2 separate regions of the Mus musculus genome follow, and region 2 is linked to region 1. Evidence: chromatin contacts called from ENCODE Hi-C or POLR2A ChIA-PET data. All regions are on one chromosome and are shown on one strand. The core of a region is the stretch at or near the end of the contact, and the rest is flanking DNA. Distances in the headings are between cores, read along the strand shown.

Region 1 (6,847 bases), core at 2,472-4,971:
AATGTTGGAACTGAACCATGTGCAACTAGTAGAGTACAGAGCACCTATACTTCTAGAGTACAGAATACCCTGTGCCCCTGTGATTTTGCTACAGTGCTTTCAAATGTGACAGCAGTTTGGGAACATTGGATCTAGACTATAGGGCAGTTTTGTTCTATTCTAAAGATAGGACCTACGGTATTCAAAAAGGGTTCCTATTAGTAAATATTTAGGTGACTTTCAATTGTCATTTTCAAACAATCTTAAAACGTATTTACCCAAATCATTTTAATTACATGCAAATCAGCACCAGGATCTACTTGGAATGCTAACAGAAAGTTAAGAAAATTAATCCTCCAACAGTGGCAGGCTATTGAAGTAAAACAAAGGGTAGGGGGTTACAGAACGAAGGATGCTATTTAAATGGTCAGAGTAGACATCTAAATACAGAACACACTGACATGAAGAGCAGGCAATAAGGTCTGGGCAGTGTTATTCTAAGCAGCAGAGACTGATTAAATAGCCCCTGAAGCAAGAATAAACTTGCAGTGTTAAAAGCTAAGCAGGTCAGAGTTGCAAAAGGAAACCAAGAAGGGCTAGAGAAATGGCAGAGTGGTTAAAAGCACTTGTTGCTCTTGCAGAGGACCTAGGTTTTATTCCCATCACCCACATGGTGGCTCACTACCTTCAAGAATTCCAGTTTAAGGGGACCCAATGCCCTCTTCTGACTCTCAGGCACCAGGGACACATGTGGTGTACATACATGCATGCTGGCAAAACATTAATAATACTCATAAAATAAATTAATCTAAAAATATTTTTTTAATTTACCAGGAGACTGGTAATAAGATGGAGAGGCAAGCAGGGGCAGAATTTCAAGGAGTCTGGATCCTCCTGAGAGGATGCCATGAAGGGAAGGACCATGATGAAAACATCTCTACAACTACTGGAAGACTGAGGCAGGGCTACTCAGAACAGAGGTCAGTGGGTAGGTACCATCGTAAAGGTAAAGGCTGGCCTGGCCAGGTGGTGGTGGCAGCACTTGGGATGCAGGTCTCTGTGAGGTTGAGGCTAGCCTGGTCTACAGAGCAAGTTCCAGAACTATACAAAGAAACCCTGTCTCAATTTAAAAATTAAATAAATTCTTGGTTTGATGCTGGGTCAAGAGATACATATATTAAAGACTGAATGATCTCCAAAAAGCTAACCAACTTATTCTTCTATCAATAATGCATGAGGTCACTCATCTTCTCATTATTTTTGCTACCAGATTAAGAAACTCTTTTTAACTTGTTATTAGGAAACCTTTAAAAAAATAAAAGATTTATTTTATGAGTACACTGCTGTTGTCTTCAGACACACCAGAAAGGGGCATCAATTTCTATTACAGATGGTTGTGAGCTACCATGTGTGTGTACTCAGGACCTCTGGAAGAGCAGTTAGTGCTCTTAACCACTGAGCCATCTCTCCAGCCCCACCCCACCCCCTTTTATTTTTAATTTGTTAAAGGAAAAAAAAGTCTAACCACGCCAGGTGAGATGGGCTTATGCTCTCAGCACTCAGAAAGGTAAGGCAGAAGAATCACCATTTGCAGGGCAGCCTGAACTGAACAGCAAGATTCTGCTTCAAAATACCAAGAGCTTCAAATACATGTAGCCAAGTGGTCAAGAGCACTTGCCTAGCATGCACAAGGCTGACTTTCAGTCCCAGCAAAATTCAGCCTGGGCTATGAGCTCCAGGATAGCCAGTGCTACATACAGAGACCCTGCTTCAAAAGCAAAACAGAACAAAACCCTGAAAAATCAAACCCTGTCCATCACAGTACAAATTTGTTTCCCAATATACTTATTTTAGTTCTGTTCTAGAGCCTCTGATAAAAGTGGCCCATGTCTGCCTTACTCTTTTAGTACAATGCTTAGCTTACTGTAGGATCATCAGAAAATTTACCTTTATTTATTAATGTAAGGTTTGTCCTCTGGTATCAGCTCCCCTAAAATCCTGTTCTTTCTTAATGTTTTATTACTTTAATTATCTGGAATTTATTTTGTGTCGGTCTGTGAGGTCTTGGATGTCCAGAAACCTGATGTAGGGCTTTGTTTTTTTTTTTTTAAGATTTATTTATTATATGTAAGTACACTGTAGCTGACTTCAGACACTCCAGAAAAGGGCATCAGATCTCATTACAGATGGTTGTGAGCCACCATATGGTTGCTGGGATTTGAACTCATGACTTTCGGAAGAGCAGTCAGTTCTCTTACCTGCTGAGCCATCTTACCAGCCCTGATGTAGGTTTTTCTGTTTTTTCTTTTGAGTTCTGCTATAGTTGAGCCCTTACCCCAACAGGACTGCCTCAGTCTAGAATCAGCTGTTTAATTCCACTCTCTATTCCTCTCAGGAGGAAGAAGTCCAAGTCTCCAAAAGCTATCCCTTGTCTATCCTCACCCACTTCACATCAGCTCTTTACGGAGCTTCTGTACATGCGTGTGTGTATAAGTTACTACTGTCACCTTTATAATTACCCAGTGGTTTCCTACTGAAAACAGAAATTTGGACTCTCTAGAGCGTAATTTACAATATCCCGTGCTTCTTCAGTGCACTCTCCGCACCCACTAACCCTGCCTGCCCCAACACTGGCTTTTCAGTCTCTAGAATACAAGTTTATTTCCCTCTCAGTCCCATGACACTTGTTTCCTCCACCTAAAAAAATAGCTCTGATGACTGATATTACTTGGGAATGTCACCATCCCTGGCAAGTATGTCTTCCAAACCCTGACACCATTCAATTTCAGTGACTTCTTACAGCATTTCCTCATTTTGCTTTAATCTAGGTACTTATTTTTGCTCATTTCTTTTTGTTCTTAAGCTCTCTTCTCTGTTTTTCCCATAGTGTTTTAGAAGGTAGAGTTTCTGTTATATTTATTGTGCAGCTGTGTTCCTAGTGTCTGATTACTGTCACATAGCAGGATGCTCAATATTGGTGAAAGAACTAAAACTGGGGATCCACTTCCTGTACAACTTTCAACCCTGTCTCGTTGAACCGCAGCAATGCTCAAGTATGGAAACATCTTTCTTCTCTGTCCAGTCAAGCACTCATCTCAGGCATAGCATTTCGCTTGTTTAAGTCCTGGCATAATTTAACTTTTGAAGGCTGGACCCCCGCACAACATCAGCATCACTGACCCATCTTCCCAGAGGATCATCAGCCAAAGGCATAGCAGAGAGACGGGCGGACTATCTTACCAATTCATCCGGACTCAGGACTCCGAACTGCACTCTCTTGATGGTGCGCAGCGGGCATGCGCTGTCCCCGGAGGGGGGGCCACCCCCGTGCATGGCGAGGCAGGCGCGCTGCGCAGGCGCAAACCTCGCTACAAAAAGCCTGCGCCACCGCCGCCTAAGTGCTCAGAACCCGTCCGGGCGGCCACCAGGAAAGACCTCCCGGGATAGGGAGGGAAAGGCTGGAGGAGGGAAAGGTGGGGGAGGGGGGAAGGGGGGGGGAAGGCAGAGGAACGAAAAGGGCTGAAAGAAAGCCTTTTCTCCCTTTCCGGAGATTCGTCGGCTCCCAAAAAGGAAACAAAAGAAGGGAGGAGAGGAGGAGGTTTTGGGAGGGAGGAAGAAGAAAAGGGGTAACGAATAAATAAGTAACCGGGATCCTGAACGGCAGAGGTTACGGCAGTTTGTCTCTCCCCCTTCCGGGAGCCACCTTCTTCTCCAACCGTCCCGGTCGCGCTCTCGGCGCTTCTGAGGAGAGAACTGGCTGAGTGACGCCCTTTATAGATTCGCCCTTGTGTCCCGCCCCTTCCTTTCCCGCCCTCCCTTGCGCTACGGGGCCGCCCGCACCGGCCTACACGGAGCGCGCGCGGCGGAGTTGTTGACGCTAGGGCTCCGGCTCCCTGGTTGGGTGTTCTTTCTGACGCGACAGGAGGAGGAGAATGTTCCTGGTCCTGTCGTCCTCCTTTCGGGTTTCCCGTGCACTCAAACCGAGGACTTACAGAACGGAGGATAAAGTTAGGCCATTTTTACTCAGCTTCGGAGTTCAGGCTCATTTTCAGCTAAAGTCTCTCATTAGTATCCCCCCACACACATCGGGAAAATGGTTTGTCCTACGCATCGGTAATGAAGGCGGGGCCCTTCGGGTCCTCCGGAGCGGGTTCCGGGGGTGGGGGGAAGGAGGGAGGGACGGGACGGGCCTCGTTCATGAATATTCAGTTCACCGCTGAATATGCATAAGGCAGGCAAGATGGCGCGTCCAATCAATTGGAAGTAGCCGTTATTAGTGGAGAGGCCCCAGGACGTTGGGGCACCGCCTGTGCTCTAATAGCTTTACGGAGCCCTGGCGCTCGATGTTCAGCCCAAGCTTTTCCCGAGCCCGGAGGCCTATTCTGAAAGTAGAATGGCTGCTACCCAGGAGCCGCAGATCACGCGACCGTGACAATCTGAGAAAAGCAGATTAGCGGTGGGGCAGAATAGGGATGTCTTGGGGAATTCGGGGTCAAGGAAACCCTACACCTTTCAGACGACTTCAGAAATAAGGTGGCGGCTGAGTGTTTCAAGGGAATCTCCCAAAAGAGCATGTTTCCACTCCTTTTCAAAGCAAAGCCAACTGCTCAGCCAACCACAGTGATTCATTCATGCTTGATGTCAGCGTTACATCACCGCTCGGACAGGGAGCACCACCACTGAGGAAAGCAAAATACCTTCCAAAGGAAAGGAAACACGCCCCTCCCCCAGTGCTGGCTGTTCGCCTGACAAGCTGCATTCTTCGTTCTTCATCTCCAGCGCTCTTCTCTTTCCTGCCTGTGGGATTAATCCCCTTGACCCACTACCAGGCTTCCTTAGTCCTCTGGATCTGAGACCTCGCTGCTGAGTGATGCCCTTATTCCCTGTTCCCAGCCCCAATTCCATACCCTGGTTCCTGTACATGCTCCCGGTCTCTCCTCTCCACTTAGTCCCAAGTCACCCTTGAATCCTAGGGCATCTCTCTCCACACCAGTTTTTTGCTTTAATATATATTTTTTATTTTGTGTGTAAGCACGCCACAGCGAATGTATAGAGAGAATAATCTGTAGGAGTCGGTTCTCTCCATCTACCATATAGATCAGGCTTGGTAGCATTAGCCTCTATCTGCTGAGCTATCTCACTGGTCCTCCACACCAGTTCTTTGCCAGGCATTTGTTCTCCCATGGTTTTTATTCCCATCTCTCCTATTTACCCCTGTCCCCCCTCCCCCCCTCAAGTTTGATTTCATTCCTCCGTTTGCCCTTCCTTATCACAACTGAGGTTCTGGGCAGTAATGATGGCAATGCTGCCCAACACAACCCCTGCTCCCATGATGTCAGAAGGTGCCACGGTCTCATAGAGCACGTAATACTGCAGCATGAGGGCTACCACGACCTCAGAGTGCAGGACAGCACATACCAGGGCAGGGTGGGCCTTGGTGACTGCATAGCTCACACATACAAAGGAAACCAATGCAAGGAGCCCCACTGCCACCACACAGCTCCAGCTTAGAGTGTCTTGGGGTAGCACAGGGGTCTGCAGCACAAAGAGGCCTGGTACAGAGACCATTAGCCCCACCAGGCCAAAAAGGAAGGCCACAGTTGGTAGACAGGAAGGGAAGTGTAGAGAGCGGTAAATCTGCAGCCCCAGTGACAGTGCCAGTCCTCCCAGGAAAGCCAGTACATAGCCCAGGGCTGTGTAGAGGCCAGTAGTCCCTTCTTGCAGTGTCCCTAGTCCAGGTCCCACGATGATGATTAGCCCAAGGGTGCTGCCAAACAGGCCACACCAGGCATAGCCACTGAGACCCTGGCTCTCGAGGCAGAGTGCCAGGAGGGCAGAGCACACGGTGGAAGAACCTTTGCGGACAGTGACTGCGTTGCCGGCAGGCACCACCTGAACAGCACTGTAGGCGCAACCAATGCTGAGGACATTAAGAATGGCATGGAGGAAGGCCCGAACCCGAACATCAGGAGGTCCCAGCAGTGGATCACCACGGAACTTAAGTAACAAGGCAATGGGGAGGTGGAAGAGGCATCGGAAGATGAGCAGCTCCAACGAGGGCAACTGGGAGGTCTGGTAAGCCATACGGGAGAATGGGCCCACGAAGCCAGCAGACAGGCCTCCACCCAGCAGGGCCACAAACAGGCCTTTGGTGGCATTGGAGGGCCCACAGCGATGGTGATGTTTGGAGGGGAGGCTGGCTGGAGTGGAGGGCGGCGATGGCTGGGTGAAGTCAGGTAGGTTGAAATAGGGATGACTGGCAGCCTGTTAGGGAGAAAGGAGCTTGGACAGGAGAGCAACCACAGCCCTGGGGTAGGGTGAGTGGCAGGCTGAAACCTTGGACCCTTCAGGATAGTAGAGGAACTCATAGGAGCTAGAAAGGGCCTGAAGATGGATGAAATGATACAGTGTGGGCCTTGAGGATCTAAAGCAGGAGGCAGGTAGTGAATAGTCCTGGAGCCTCATGTTTCTCTGGGTAGTTAGTTGTTCCTGGGTGGAAAAAAGAGGACCCAGGGATACTCTGTTTGTTTGAGGAATGGGAGTTAGCTTCAGATGCTGTGTGTATCCATATCATGTCACAGGCTCCAGGAACTTTTGGGTCCACCATTATGAATTTCATTTGTTAGTATCTCCAGGACCACTGGGAACTTTAGAGGAAGAAGGGAAGAGGAGCACCTCGAAACTGAGTGTCGCCCCCACTTTTCCCCTTTGCCCCAAATACTCACCATCTCTTCTTGGACTTCCTCCTCTCCTCCTGGGTCAGGTTGCCTGGTCCCCTGCAGAGCTTCAGCCATTGTGACTGGCTTGGAGTGGGGCTGAGGTTCCTTCCCTGGAACCTTCTCGAGGGACTATTTTCTCATTGATTCCA
Region 2 (6,847 bases), core at 1,192-3,691, 130 kb before region 1:
CCTACTGCTAATGAAAGATCTTAACAGAAATATTTTTTATTATTTATTTAGGCAGAGTCTTTCTATATAGTCCTGGTTGTCTTGTAACTCACTGTGTAGACCAAGCTGAAACTCAGCAGAGATCTGCCTGTCTCTGCCTCTCAAGTGCTGGGATCAAAAGCATGTGCCACCATGCCAGGAAACTTTAAAAATAATTTAAACAGCATTACGTGTCAGGCCTGTGGTATCTGACTTTAATCCTAGTACTGGGAAGGCAGAGCAGGTGAGGGGTCTTTGTGAGTTTGTGGCCAGCTTGGCCTACATATTGAGTTCCAGGCCAGCCAGAGTTTTCTTTTTTTTTCCTTTTTTTTCCTCCACAATCCACGAAGGCTTTTTATTTATGCTTTACATTTAAAAAAATAACCCCAGGATTTTTCCCTCCTGTACGTTTTCGTCTCCCTTCTCCATGGTCCATGATGCCAGCCGAGGTTGTCAGCACAATGAAACCAAATTGCTGCGATGGGAGCAGATCGTTCTGCAATTTATTTCTCAAGGTCTTTGAATCGAACATCAAATCTAGGGCTTATAACTCCACGCTTGTTCAACCTTCCTGTGAGGTTCACAACGATCTTCCCAGCTCTGTGATCATCAATGACCTCGAATTCACTAGTGTAGCCGTGCTTCACCATCGAAGAACCGAACAATGACTTTACAACACAGCCTGATGAGGACCTGGTGTTTGCCTCTCTTCTCAGTGTTGTGGAAGCTCTTGAAAGCCTCTGCCAGAACATTCATTCGCACCATGGTGGCGGCAAGGGAATATGGCAGAAAGGGCCAGAGTTTTCAAAACACCTCAAGACACAAAATAAAACCTCGGGTCTGGGTCTTTTTTTTTTTTTTCAGCATCAAAATTTTAATTCATGTGAATTGTTTAAAATGAGAATCTATTACCAGTGTCAAATGAACGTGGAAGAGGAAGGCAGGGCTGGGGGAGGAGGAGGAATCTCCCTTTCTTGGTCACAGAGCTCTGGTTCATCCCACTGTGGATTTGATAATCTCCCAGAGACACGTGGTCCTTCAAACTCCTGTACCATTGGGCCGCTATCAAGTTCTTCAAGTTTCTGATGGTGTCATCTGTGTTGCATTTAACCCTGACTTCCTTTCCAAGAAGGTTGTTGTTAGCAGCCTCAATCATTGTGGTGGCAGCTTAAATCTTGACGACACAACCTGTAGTTTGAACACTGATCCTATTTTATTTTGTTAAGTATTTATTTAATGTATATGAGTACACTATTGCTGTTTTCAAATACACCAGAATAGGGTACCAGTTCCCATTATAGATGATTGTGAGCCACCATGGGGTTGCTGGGAATTTAACTCAATACCTCTGGAAGAGTAGTCAGTGCTCTTAACCACTGAGCCATCTCTCCACCTCACACCCCTTATTTTTACAAAAAAAAAAAAAAAATCTGTTATACGTGTGGGTGACCACGAGTGATGTTATATGTATGATGTTCAGGAGACAACTTGCAGGAGGATATCTCCTTCCATTTTGTGGTCTAGGAATACAATTCCCGTTAAGCTTCGTATTCGAGCCATCTCTCTCTCTCTCTTTTGTTACTCCATGACAGTTTTTCCTGTATTGAATCCCCTCAGAATTTATGCATCAAGTTATGTGGCATTTTGTTTTTCATACGGCACTAAATTTACTAGAATACTAGTCAACTTAGGGCAAGCATGGTAATGACATGGCTGTAATTTTTGCACTTGGGAGGTGGAGGTTGGAGGACCTATTCAAGGTCATTCCCCCACTACCTAGTTAGTTCATGGTCAGCCTAGGACACAAGAGACCCTGTCTCACAAAACTTAAAAAAAAAAAAAAAAAAAAAAAAAAAAAAAGTCTACTTAAGCCAACAACAGTGACTCTTGATTCTCCTATGGATGCAGAGAGTCAACACATGCGCATGGACACCAAAGCCCAGCGCCTGCGCACTGGGCAGTTTTTGCCTTTTGGTTCCCCCCCCCCCCCCCTTTTTGGAGTGTGCGCACCAAGAAAGACAAAGGTGGTGAAAGTGACCAAGCAGTCATTCGGGCGCATGCCCATCCCTAAATTGCCCAGGCTCCATGGGGCTCACTTTGTGGAGGCGGAAGTCCAATCCGATGCAGCGAGCGCGGCCCCCCTCTCCCTTTGATTGGTTTGCTTCCAGTGTTGTGGGGCGGGGAAAGGAAGGGACAGGGACAGTGGAAGGTTGGAGTGGTACAGAGAGCGTTCGCCTCGTTCTGCGCAAGCGCAGAGAGGCGACCAGGAGGGGGCGTGAGAGAGTGCAAGAGAATGTGGAAGCCCTGACGCGCTGGCGAGCGGGAGCTGGGTCGCTAGCCTAGACGCCTGCGCCTTGGCCCTCCGGCTCCGCGCGCGGCGGGCGGGTGCCCTGTGCGCCTGCGCAGTAGGCGGCGGCAGCAGGGGGAGGTGGAGGCCGTGGAGCGGCAGCGGCGGGTCCCGGGACCGAGGCAGCAGCGGGGGCGCCGGCGGGCGGAAGCTGAGGTGACGAAGGCGGCGGCGGCGGCGGCGGCCGTTTCCCTCACGGTGGCGGAGACCAAGGCAGCGGCGGCGGCGGCGGACGGGGAGCGGCCCGGCCCCGGCCCCCTGCTCGTCGGCTGTAGCAGGGCCGCCGTGGGGCCGGCCCGGCTCCCGCCCCCCGCGGCTCCCCCTCCGGCTCCTCCTCCAGGGAGACGCCGGGGACCCGGCCCGGCCCGCACTCAGGGCTCTGTTTCAGCTGCTGCCGGGCCAGTCGGAGGTGGTGGCGGCGCCATGGGCGGCCTGGCCTCTGGGGGGGATGTGGAGCCGGGACTGCCCGTCGAGGTGCGGGGCTCCAACGGGGCCTTCTACAAGGTGAGACGGCGCGTCGACCCGGGCCACCCTCCTTAGCCCCCTCCCCCAGCCGAGGCAGGGAAGAGTGGAGCGGGATCGAGTTTCTGGAGCTTGGTCTTGACCCTTAGAACCTTCGACCCACGTTCCCACTCGAAACCCTCCCGTGGCGATCGTGGGAGTTAACCCTCGTGCTTTTATTTTGAGCTCGCTGTTACACCTGCTTTTATCAGCTGAAAACATGGCCATCAGGTCATTCCTGTGCGGGGATGGGAGCCCCGGGTCCCTTTGGAGAAAGCCCTTTTCCTAGCTTCTAATCGACTTTTCTTGTTTTTTTTTTTTTTTTTTTTTTTTTTTTTTTTTTTTTTTTTTAGTGTAGGCGATACTTCAGCTTTTAATCACATCACCCCTGCAGCCCAAGCACATGGAGGATTCGCATTCTTTTCCTACATGACCCCCTTGGGAAGGTCCACTGTCCCACATTAGGTCTTCAGGGAGCCTTCTGCCTACTGGCTCTAGACCATTTGCTCAACTTTTGGTCTTAAATTCCTGTTCCCAGGCTGACAAGAAATGGTCAAAACCCATCTGTGTTATTTAGCATTAGCATCTTTGGCCTCAGGTTTTTATCAGCCAGCCATAAAGTGGATTTGTTGGACAAGTTTGTCACCCACCACACCTATATTCCAAAATCACCTATGAGGGATGGATTCACGCTTATCTCTTTGACTCTAGATATATTTAGGTCATTCCTCTATCTTCTTGGTAAGTTTAAGCTTCACTGTCTCTCAAAGGCCATCTCAACAAGTTCTTATTCTAACAGATTTCTGCTTGTTGACAATCCTTCTGGAAAGAAAAAAAGTATCTTTCAGAATTGCTTCTTTAATCAGCTTTTTCTTTGCCTAAGATTTGATTCCTGTGAACTTTTTTAAGGGGTGTGGTTGGGACAAGATCCCCTCCCTGGCTGCACTTGAACTCTTCCTCAGCCTAGGATTACAGCTCTGGCGTTACTGGTTGAGCCACCATGCCAGACCAGACTTTTGTTTTTTCCTTCTTTCTATCCACCACCCACCCCATCTTCTGTATCTGTCCTGAGTCTATTCTGGATCCCACGCCCCAGATATTTTCTTCTTCTGATCAGTGGGGTTCTGAACATCTTTTGACTTTTATGAGTGGAATTGTCCCGGACACGTTTGGTCCCTCTCTTACTCTTCATCCTGGAGAGAAAGAGGAATTTCCATAGCATGAGATGGGTGAGAAGAGCCCCTTTTTCTTCAGGTTTCCTCAGGTTGTCTGTCCCCCTACCCTAGTAGAACTTCTACTTTCTTATGCCCTTGGAAATAACTTTCTCTGACTCTACTATGAAATTGTATCTTTTTTGTAGCTGAAAAAAGACTTAGGTTTGCCCTACCCCTGTAGATGGTTCCTACCCTCACTTCAACTGATATGCTAGTTATCCATTATAAAGGCCAGGCCATTTTTTTCCCTTTTCTGATCAAGTTCTTTACCCAGTGCCTATGGGTGCACATACCTATTAGCTTTAATGCAGCTTCTCAACTAAGTCTCGGTCTTTTTAGCTTGGTATTTCTGTATTCCTGTGTATCCTTGATGATGTCTACCTGTCTAGTCTGTGTATAGCTGAAGAAGGCTCCTAGCTGATTCTGTCACTTTCCTAACTCTTGGTACTTTTTCTTCAGACCAGAACAGTGTCTCTAACATTTCTGTTTTCTGTAGCAAAAGTCTTTAATTCTTTTGGCTTCTGAGAGGACACATTAATGTTTTAATATCTATTTCACCCACATTTGTATTACCTTTGTTAAAACAGTCTCCTCAGGCTGGGTATGGTGGTACATACTCTAACCCTAGTACTTAGAAGGCTAAAGTAGGATTGTTGAAGTTCAAAACCAGCATGGGGAATGGAATCCAGTCTAAAACAACCCAAACAAACCCAAAAAGTACTCTTTATTATGCTCTCTTTTCCTCGATATGTTAGTCTTCATCTGTATCCTTCTAACATCAAAATGTTAAAAATTCCAAAAAAGCTGTGTGTAGGTGTGTGTGTGTATATACATACATACACACACACACACCTACACACACACCCACCCCCGTTCGATTTCTGGGTACAGGATTTCTCTATGTAGCCGTGGCTGCCCTGAACTCAAACTCTGTGGGATAGGTCTGCCTTTGTTGAGTGCTGGGATTAAAAGCATCCACAACTACTCTTAGTTTGAAAAGTGGTTCTTAAATTGAGTATGAGATCAAGATAAGATATTTGCATTTGGTTTAAGGAAGCTCAGGAGCCATGCACAGCTGGGACAGATGAGTGCTCAGTTCCAATTAACTGTATGACATGGTTGGGCTGGGACATGAATTCTGTTACACATATGGGTATCCAACAGAAAGTCTCTCTTTTATCCTTTTATTCTGTGGGCCAGAGCAGTGATAGATTTGAGGGAAGCAGGGACAGGATTCTTTGATAGTATAGAGTTAATAAAAGCCAAATATTGAGTGTAGATTTTGTATTCTGGCCACTTCAGCACTTTCTGCTCCATGACTGAGTTAAAGACATTGCCTAAGTGTAATGTAGATACTTACCTATTCAAACCTTGCTGATTAATATTTATGACTCAGCAAACTTTGGTGTGAGTAAGGGATACTAACTTTTTAGATCTTTTACGTTTGGGGAGATTCTTTTCTCCTCTCACAAAACTGTTTTACTGTGATTTTTCTAGAGCCAGTAAATATCAGATCTGAGGTCTAAGTTATTTTAGAATTATCCTATCAAACTTGGCTTTTCTGTCAGGATGTGATGTGTTTTGTTAAGGTGGTTTCAGGTGGCTTGGGCTTTTAACCCGGGATGACCTTGGACTCCTGGTTTACTGTGGCCTTTCCTAAGACCTGGGATTACAGGTGCACACCATCAACCCCAGCTTCATAATGTGTTTTGTTTTGTTTTTGTTTGTTTTTTGAAACAAGGTTTTTCTGTGTAGCCCTGGCTGTCCTGTAACTCATTCTGTAGACCAGGCTAGCCTCAAACTCAGAAACCCGCCTGCCTCTGTCTTTTGTTGTTTTTTTTTGGGGTGGGGGGCAGGATATCCTGTGTTGCCCTGGAACTCACTCTGTAGGCTAGGCTGGCCTTGGAAGGTTTAGGCCACCACCAACCTGTTAAGATGGGGTCTTATTGTATAGCCTTGCTTTGTTGATAAGGCTAACCTTGAACTTGAGGTCTCATCTTAGCCTTCCACTGAAGTACATCCTCAGCCAGGTAGCCCTCCTCCGATCTCTTCCTTCTTTCTTCCTTTCCCTTTCCCTTCCTCCCTTCTTTCATTTTTAAAAACATTTCTCCCCATATAGAGACAGGATTTTTATACTTTGATAGCTCAGGTTACTCTGAAACTTAGCACGTAGCCTAAGCTGACCTCCAATTCTTAGACCCTCCTGCCTCAGGCTCCCCCCAAACAGCCAAAGCAGGTCGTATCTGAAGCAATATTCAGGGTTAGATGTTCTCATTATAAGGAAAGAATAGTTTTGTAAGTGGTGACTGGCCAGGTCTGTGAGGTGGGAACTCTGTATTCTCTAGAATATTATTGGTACATTTTCTCCTAAGCTCTGCCACTATCCTAGTTACTGTACTTAGGGCTGGTCCTTGAATATTGTTAGCCTTTTTTTTGAAGCATCTGGCTTTCTTACTGCTTTTGATGTTGAGGATTGAAATCAGGGCTTTATACTTGCTAGGCACACATCACACGGAACTATATTCTAGCCAAACCCCCCTTATCTAATCTATCTAGTGTTTTTTTTTTTTTTTTTTTTTTTTTCTTCCAGAATAGGGTTTCTCTGTAGCCCTGGCTGTCCTGGAACTCACTCTGTAGACCATGCTGGCTTGGTTAGAGATCTGCCTGCCTCTGCGTGTTGGGATTAAAAAAACCACCACCTGGCAGCTATTATTTTTCCTTTCTTCCTTCCTTCTTATCTATCTTCCTTCCTTCTCTATCTCTGTCT

The links. A loop is a pair of places that touch in the nucleus more often than their neighbours do. ChIA-PET counts read pairs that join two places held with the same protein, here RNA polymerase II (POLR2A).
Region 2: a loop to region 1 is called in a map of left cerebral cortex, with 3 times the contacts of the local background. The contact joins the promoter of Fxr2 here to the promoter of Polr2a in region 1. A Hi-C loop is called at or near these places in 6 of 37 maps with a recorded cell type or tissue (heart, left cerebral cortex and v-Abl transformed pro-B cells). POLR2A ChIA-PET finds 5 or more read pairs at or near these places in 3 of 5 experiments (Patski and embryonic stem cell).

The regions. Positions count from the first base shown.
Region 1 is chr11:69,754,912-69,761,758 of GRCm38, forward strand. It overlaps Polr2a (polymerase (RNA) II (DNA directed) polypeptide A), which reads right to left and starts at 3,722. Exons shown (of 29, transcript NM_001291068.1): 1 at 3,220-3,722. The coding sequence starts at 3,312. It overlaps Slc35g3 (solute carrier family 35, member G3), which reads right to left. Exons shown (of 2, transcript NM_019871.2): 1 at 6,705-6,847; 2 at 4,973-6,243. The coding sequence starts at 6,773. The coding sequence ends at 5,224.
Region 2 is chr11:69,630,530-69,637,376 of GRCm38, forward strand. Fxr2 (fragile X mental retardation, autosomal homolog 2) reads left to right here and starts at 2,442. Exons shown (of 17, transcript NM_011814.2): 1 at 2,442-2,869. The coding sequence starts at 2,789. Mir467f (microRNA 467f) reads right to left here and starts at 4,990; the gene lies at 4,871-4,990. It also overlaps the pseudogene Gm12308.